Linked DNA regions of Mus musculus: all the other regions are linked to region 1. The links are chromatin loops, found by intact Hi-C in ENCODE. Cell type or tissue: left cerebral cortex. All regions are shown on one strand.

What was found. Hi-C counts contacts between places; a loop is a spot of excess contacts. Peaks named below come from ENCODE experiments on the same cell type or tissue, not always from the same donor. Only the 100,000 strongest peaks of a DNase experiment are listed, where the experiment ranks them.
Region 2: a loop joins it to region 1, with 2.5 times the contacts of the local background. A loop is called at or near these places in 18 of 42 quality-filtered maps.
Region 3: it touches region 1 in a loop (4-fold over the local background); 13 of 42 quality-filtered maps call a loop at or near these places.

What each region holds. Positions count from the first base shown.
Region 1 is chr9:75,049,024-75,051,523 of GRCm38, forward strand. The region is part of intron 1 of Arpp19 (cAMP-regulated phosphoprotein 19); the gene reads left to right. It overlaps Gm51714 (a long non-coding RNA gene), which reads right to left and starts at 2,047. Exons shown (of 2, transcript XR_003948357.1): 1 at 1-2,047. In left cerebral cortex, a CTCF peak has its summit at 1,200 (motif pointing right); a DNase peak (open chromatin) is centred at 1,210; H3K4me3 peaks cover 724 bases; H3K27ac peaks cover 1,616 bases.
Region 2 is chr9:75,261,506-75,264,005 of GRCm38, forward strand. Myo5c (myosin VC) reads left to right here. Exons shown (of 41, transcript NM_001081322.1): 11 at 703-784; 12 at 1,480-1,620. Among named protein-coding and RNA genes, the nearest start is that of Gm33750, 25 kb to the left of the region's middle. In left cerebral cortex, a CTCF peak has its summit at 963; DNase peaks (open chromatin) are centred at 125 and 943; H3K27ac peaks cover 776 bases.
Region 3 is chr9:75,204,413-75,206,912 of GRCm38, forward strand. All of the region lies in intron 35 of Myo5a (myosin VA), which reads left to right. Among named protein-coding and RNA genes, the nearest start is that of Myo5c, 26 kb to the right of the region's middle. In left cerebral cortex, a CTCF peak has its summit at 1,012 (motif pointing right); no DNase peak of the experiment used is centred here.

The sequences.
Region 1 (2,500 bases):
GGGATTGAAGAATGTCTCTGACTTAGGAATGAGTCCTGTTTGGAGCCTGCCATCTTCTATCCAACTGCCATGTGGCTTCTACAGGAGCCCTGATTGTCTGTGGATACCCCACTGTAGGAACTCACAAGGGCCTACTGCTCTGTAACAGTGTGATCAAGAGAAGAATGCTTCTTTTCTTCCACACTTGTTCATCTGCTGTGGCTATCATTGGCTACCTAATAGTAATGCGGTTTGGGAAATGTAGTTTTAGCCTTCTGTTTATACTGTTTGAGGAAGTACGTAGGGAAGAGCAAGAGTGGCTGAATGCCAGCACCACAGTGCCCCCACCCCATGAGTGTGTCTTTATAAGCAAATCTATAGCTGTGGTAGAATGTTAGTGAATGTCCAGCAATTCGGACTTTCTTAATGTAAGGTCCTGCATCTGCACTAGGTTAAGAATGTTTTTGTATAGTTCATGAGATGTATTGTGGAAGTCTTGATAGTGCTTAACTACATTTTAAAGTGTAGCTTAGGCCAGTCTTTTCCTAACTTTCTTTTCACTTGTTGGATACAGACCAAAGTTTGAAAACATCTAAGATTGTACTGGCAGGAGGACTTATTAATTATGTTGTATATTGACAAGAAAGTTGAAGAATTGGAGTCCCTTTTTTCTTCCCCCATCCTTCACTCTCCGTCTTACCTCTCTCCTCTCACTACCCCCTCCTTGATTAGTCTCAAACTCTCGAGCTCTCAGGTTCAAGTAGATATCATAAATGTGTTTGGTTTTCTCATGAGAAAGTGCTTCTCTGTACACGTGGCTCCTGGAATCACTCTGTAGATCAGCCTGGCCTCATTTTTCTCTTGTGTGAGCATGAATGGGTGCATGTGTGCTCCAGCATACTTGAGAAGGTCAGGAGACTCAGTTCTCACCATCTACCATTAGTGTCAGAGATGAAACTCAGCTTGTCATATTTATGTCGCAAGCTCCTTCACCTGCTGCTGCATAATCGTTCTGGCCCAAGAAAATCTGGTTCTGGCCAAAAGGTTTGAAAGTGCTGGGACTAAAGGCCAACAGTTGATGGTGACACCTTTTCAATAAGCATTATCTAAAATGGGCAAACTAGAAAGGGAAACCTACAAGTAGGGTCTTTAATCCAGATTTGCTTTGACACTGCAGCTCTGAGAATGCCAGTGGGTGGCAGTAGATCTGTGTTGTGAAGGCTGAACCTGCCACTAGATGTCGCTAAGATTCTAGCACACCTTATTTTTGCATTGGTGTCTCCGGCTTTACATAAGTATATCTTCATATTCTGCTTGGTTAGGTTCCAATCTTAGGACAGAAATCATGTATAAAAATACATTTTGAAAAACTCCTTAAAGAACTTCCCCAGAATTCAGGAGGCAGATGAATTTCTGTGAGTTCAAGGCCAGGTCTTCATAGTGAGTTCCAGGTCAGCCAAAGCTACATAGTGAAACCGTGTCTCAAAGACAAACAACAACAAAACCAAAAAATCTTCTTTAAGAATGATAGTGCAGTTATTTTTCTGTGTAGACTTGAGCATATGACTATCAGCTGAGTGCCAGCTGAGGTGGTGGACTTGTGAAGGCTTAGCTTTTAACTGTGAGAATGATAGCAGCATATTGACATGTTCACACAGTGAACAATATCCAGGATATATATTGTGCACCTCACACTTAAACTTCTGGACATACCATTCTTGAATGTAAGGGCTGGAAAATCATTATTTAAAGTCTTATTGTGCTGAATACACAGGTAAATTTTGTATGGAGTACAGGTGTGAATCGCCACAGTAAGAGATTAGAAGATGAAGCTGCAGCCTAGAAAGGGAAAATACGGAAGCAGAATAGGTTAGGAATATGGAAAGGGATTTGACAACAGAAGGTATCTGCCATTAGCACTTTTTCCTACAAAATCCTCTTAAGACATAAAGTGGGGTATAAGGGAGTTGTTGAGGGTCAAGTGTTGATAATACATAAAGTGAATAAAAAATATATATACACACACACATACATATATATATAAAATTTTGAGGAAAGTACAAAAAAGACAGGGCAAAAATCTTCTAGATGAATTATTTACTTGCTATATAAGAACAGTTGGTTTGATATTTATAGATTTAACATTTCTGCTATTTTACTTCATAAATAACCTCAGAGACTCAAAATGTGCCAAAGTGTGATTTTGCCAGTTCAGAGAAATGAGTCTAATAGCTAAAAGTATCCTGGCCAGCTGGCCATCCTCCCGTCAAAGGAGACCTGTGATTTTATTGATCCATTGTTCTTGTTATGATATGATAAATTCTTTCCTGTAAAATAGCATTTTGAAGAATATATACTCAAACAAGATAGGTGTTTGAGAAAATATTTTCAAGATAGTAAGAAGACCAGCGGCATAAACGAGTGATAGAACATTAACTAGCGTACATGGGCCCCCAAGTTGCACTGGGGTGGAGGGGGTACATTTAATGACGACCTTTCCAAAAAACAGCCTCCAAAACCT
Region 2 (2,500 bases), 210 kb after region 1:
GTTTGTCACAGGCCCCAAGGGGCTCACTGCTGTGCAGTAACCAGCCAGTCCCCCATCTTTGTATTGTGTCTGACTGCTCCAGGCTCTTGAGTTTACAAGTCAGTCGCCTGGGTAACCCTAGAGACAGCTATTAAAGCCTAAAGGACAGACAGGGATGTGTGTGGCTTCCTGCTGGGCTGAAGAACTCTGAAAGCCAGCCTGGGGAAAGGCAGAGTCGTCAGAGAGAGAGGAGAGTGTTCTCCTATTGAAAGCTCAAGCGCTACTGCCAATCAGGCTCAGTGCTATGCCCTGAGAAATGGAGCCAACCCCTCAGCCATTTTCTGTCCTGTAGAGGGAGGACAGTAATGCTGACACCAGTGTTACATGGATTAATCATTGTGCCGCTTGCTTGCGACAGGTCTACTGTAATGCCTGGTTTGGGGAGGGAATCATGTACAGTCAGATTCGATGCAGGAGACAACCAGTGGGGAAAAGGGTAGTCTGTCAACTGACTGCCAGCTTAGAAGGAACCAGCAAGCAGCTTTGAAGTAGTTTAAACTTGCCGAAAACATAGCAAACCTCTTAAGCTATGGAATCGTTAAACACACACACACACACACACACACACACACACACACACACACACACACACGTATGCATTAGTTACAATGAGCATTAGGTCCTGGGCTTGCTTTCATTTTAATTTGTTCAACTGTGTTTCAGTTTTGAGACCTTTGATGTAAACAGCTTTGAACAGTTCTGCATCAATTACGCTAATGAAAAACTACAGCAGCAGTTTAACCTGGTAGGTGACTTTTTGTCTTCCTGGGGCCGATGCTCAGCCCTCTGCGTGCACGACTTGGGCATGAGCCTTTTCTGGTTCCTCATTCAGGAATCCAAGCATGCCTGGGTTAATAGATAAAAAAAATGTTCCTGATAGCTAGAGCTATACATTGAGTTGCTATGCCGCTCTGTGGCTATATCTTGAAACTGCACCGCCATCTTTGACTTCCGTTTTGGAACAACTTGTGACACTTTCCTCCCCATCTATCACCTGTTTCCTTCATCCTCCAGGAGGAGCCTCCTTGAAGCCCTGAATTCTAGTATAGGTTTTGCACACTGCCTACATAGCCAACAACCTCTGTGACTGCCCTGCCCTGGTTGGGCTGATCCAGGCTGTGGAGGCTGCTTTTGTCCCCAGAGAGAGAGCAGCAGTGGCCCACAGCCACTGGGACTCAGGCAGCTGTGTTGGTGGTGACACTTTTTTGGTCCAGGCCTGACCTAGTGGAAATGGAGAATCCACTCAGGATGGTGTCGGGGTGACAGCCAGACCCACTGGAGACCTCTTAGTGGCTTTGACCTGGGGAGGGGGATGGGCAGTGTTCCAGGGTCTTCCTGATCACAGAGCGGACCTTCATCTGCACCTTCCAGGCTTGTATCAAGCCCTTCATGTCTCTCTTTGACGTTGTCTAATGTCCACCTTATCTCTGGGCTCCCCAGCACGTCTTTAAACTTGAGCAAGAGGAATACATGAAAGAGGACATCCCCTGGACTCTGATAGACTTCTATGACAACCAGCCTGTTATTGACCTGATCGAGGCAAAAATGGGCATTTTGGAGTTGCTGGATGAAGAATGCTTGGTAACTGTCAGAATAACTGGCTTCTTTTTCAGCGTCTGAGTAGCTACAGATGCACACACCGCCAATCGGTCCTTTTGGAGTTGTATATGAAAAACCAGATGTCTTACTCATTTGGTTGGATATTAAATCTGAGACACTCATGTGGACCCTGAACCCTGGGGGCATGACACTCCTGCGAATGGTGGAGGGGGACGTTTATTACATGTGAATGAATAAAAGACATAGGGAAAAAGGTAATCTGGAGGCTCCTGGGTATGGAGAGGGGAGAATTTATTATAGATATGCGGGAGAGCACAGCCAGAGGCAAGCACATCTGGGAGAGTCCAGAGTGGACCTGACCCAGAGCTGGGCCGTGTAAGGAGCGGGGTAGGGGAAGAGAGAGGGGCGAGCAGGGGAACCAGGTACTGCAAGCCAGGAGGCCCCAAAGGTACAAAGAGAGCAGGTAACCAAAATGGTTAGATTATATAGATAAGGGCAACCCATCCTCCTAGGGTAGGGGGCAGGGTCGGCCATCCAGGAGGGCCCTGGAACAGGTAGGGACTGAGGGATGCAGAGTGAACCTAGCAGCCAGGTCTTCTTTGCTATGTTAAATAGGCACCCCAGCCGTTTGTCTGGGATTTGAAATGTTAACAGAAGATATAAGGGAAAGAACAACCAGAGGCATCCAGAAGGGTCCAGACTGAACTGGGACATGAGAGGAGAGATGGGGCAAGAGAGGAAAAGAAGTAGGGGCAGAGAGGAGTCAAGAACTGAGAGACCAAAAGGCCATGTAGCCAAAAGGGCTGGATTATATGGAAAGAACAGCTGGGGGAAGGCAGTGAAACTCCGGAGATGGAGAGATGGAGAGTATGGGGCGGGTATGCCAGCCAGGATGACCCTG
Region 3 (2,500 bases), 160 kb after region 1:
GCACATATTTGGAAGATCTCTATGAATTGCTAGCCTGGCTTACAGAGTAAATTCCAGGCCAGCCAGGTCTACACAGTGAGACCCTGGCTTAACAGATAGGTAGGTAGGTAGGTAGGTAGGTAGGTAGGTAGGTAGGTAGATAGGTAGGTAGGTGGATGGATGGATGGATGGATGGATGGATGGATGGATGGATGGATGGATGGATGGATGAGTTTTAAGTGTTTTGTGGAAACCAGTTCTACACATATATATTTATATGTGGACCATATATGTAGAATATGATACTGATCTTGAAATAAATGTCATTTAATAATGTGTAGCTTATTCTTATAAAAAATACGGCATTAAAATTTTTCTTTCAATTTTTGTTCCCCTTATTCTCCAATTCGTTTTGGTTTGGTTTGGTTTGGTTTTGGTTTTTTCGAGACAGGTTTCTCTGTGTAGCCCTGGCTGTCCTGGAACTCACTTTGTAAACCAGGCTGGCCTCGAACTCAGAAATTCACCTGCCTCTGCCTCCCAAGTGCTGGGATTAAAGGCGTGCACCACCACCGCCTGGCTTCTCCAATTCACTCCATGAATTATCTAGTTACCTAAAGCCCCTGCTTCCATGTGAAAATGGAGAAATGCTTATCAGACATAAGCATTTGCACACACACACACACACACAGTAGCCACTTACCTTACATAATCCTCCTGGTGACTCTAGAAGAGCTCTGGTTCTCTGCCTGTGGGTTCTAACCCTGTGAGGGTTGCATATCACATATCCTGAATATCAGATATTGAATGATAATTCATAGTAGTAACAAAATTATAGTTATGAAGTAGCAACAAAAATAATGTTATGGTTGGGAGTCACCACAACGAGGAATTTTACTAAAGAGCTGCAGCATTAGGAAGTTTGAGAACCTAGAGAAACACATCTAACTTTTTTTAAAAAGGTTTGTTTCTTTGTTTTATGTATGTGAGTACACTGTTGCCTTCTTCAGACAACCAGAAGAGGGCGTCAGATCCCATTACAGATGGTTGTGAGCCACCATGTGGTTACTGGGAATTGAACTCAGGACCTCTGGAAGAGCAGCTAGAGCTCTTAACCGCTGAGCCATCTCTCCAGCCCCACATGTAACTTTTAGCTGAGTGTTTCTGTGAGAAATTAGGATGTGCTCCAGGCACCTTGTCTTCTGATTATTCAACAGAATAACAGAGCATCTAGGATAAAGATCCAGTAGCTCTCTTGCTTCTAAATGGGCCTTTAATTTTTTGTTGTTGTTGTAAAATCCCCTCTGTCAGGGCTCAGGGAACCCTGCAGAAGAGGATTCAGAAAGAATATAACAGCCAGTGGGAATAGAGGAAACCAAGAAAGCAAGGCCCTCAAAATCAGCATGACCAAAACTCATATGAACTGAGACTGAGGTAGCATATACATGGCCTGCACAGGTCTGCATCAGGTGTTGTGTGTCTGTGTGTGTGTGTGTGTGTGTGTGTGTGTGTGTGTGTGTGTGTGTGTGTTAGTATGGCTTCTAGTTTAGTATTTTTATAGGATTCCTGAGTGTTTGACTGAATATACCTTGGTTTCTTGTGTCTTCTCTTGAGCTTCTCTTTTCTTCTGTTAGTTTCTTTTGTCCAATTCCAATGTGTTAGCTTGTTGGTTTTTCTTTTTAATCTCATTGTATTTTATTATGATCTCTTAGAAGCCTTGTTTTCTAGTGAGAGACAGAAAGGGATGTGATCTAGATGAGAGTGGAGGTAGGGAGGAACTAGGAAGAATACAGGAGGAAGAAACCATAATCAGGATATATTATGTGAGGAGAAAAAACTATTTTCAAAAGAGGAAGAAAAGGAAAATGTGTAAAATATGCAGAACATAAACTTTGACCTTATTCTCCTTACACCTGTTGATCTATACTGACCCTGCTCTGCACCATCACCCCCATCTATGGGCTGTGTCACCTCCCTCCTGACACTGTACCATTGCACATCAGCTCCCCTTCCTGCCCCAAGCCTCTGTGACCTCAAACAAGTGCTGGTCTCCATGTCTGTGGGAAAGTTGTTCTCTGTCATTCTGTCCCACAATGATTACCAAAGTGTGGCGTTTCTGAAGGCTCCTCTTTTAAAATCCATGAGTGTTTTCTAAGTGTACATCTTAATTTTGGACATACTGATACTAGACATACTGCGTATTGACTATTTCTTAGTTAACTCTTACAGATTTTAAATGTTTCCCCTCTCTCAGCCTAATTGCAAGATATATTTATCTATTTGACTAAGCATCACAGCATATTAGCTAATGATTTTAAAAGAATGTTTGCCATAATAAAATATCCTTTGCATTCCACTTTAAATTAACGTGCATTGCCTTACAACCACATGGTGAATTGAGGTGCTTGTCCTACCCCCCTAGTTTAATCCTAACAGTAGTGTAACTATTCTAAGGCATATTGGGAATCCATACAGTTTTTAGTTCAGATCACTTTATCTAATAAGTAGAAAACCGAAAGAAATT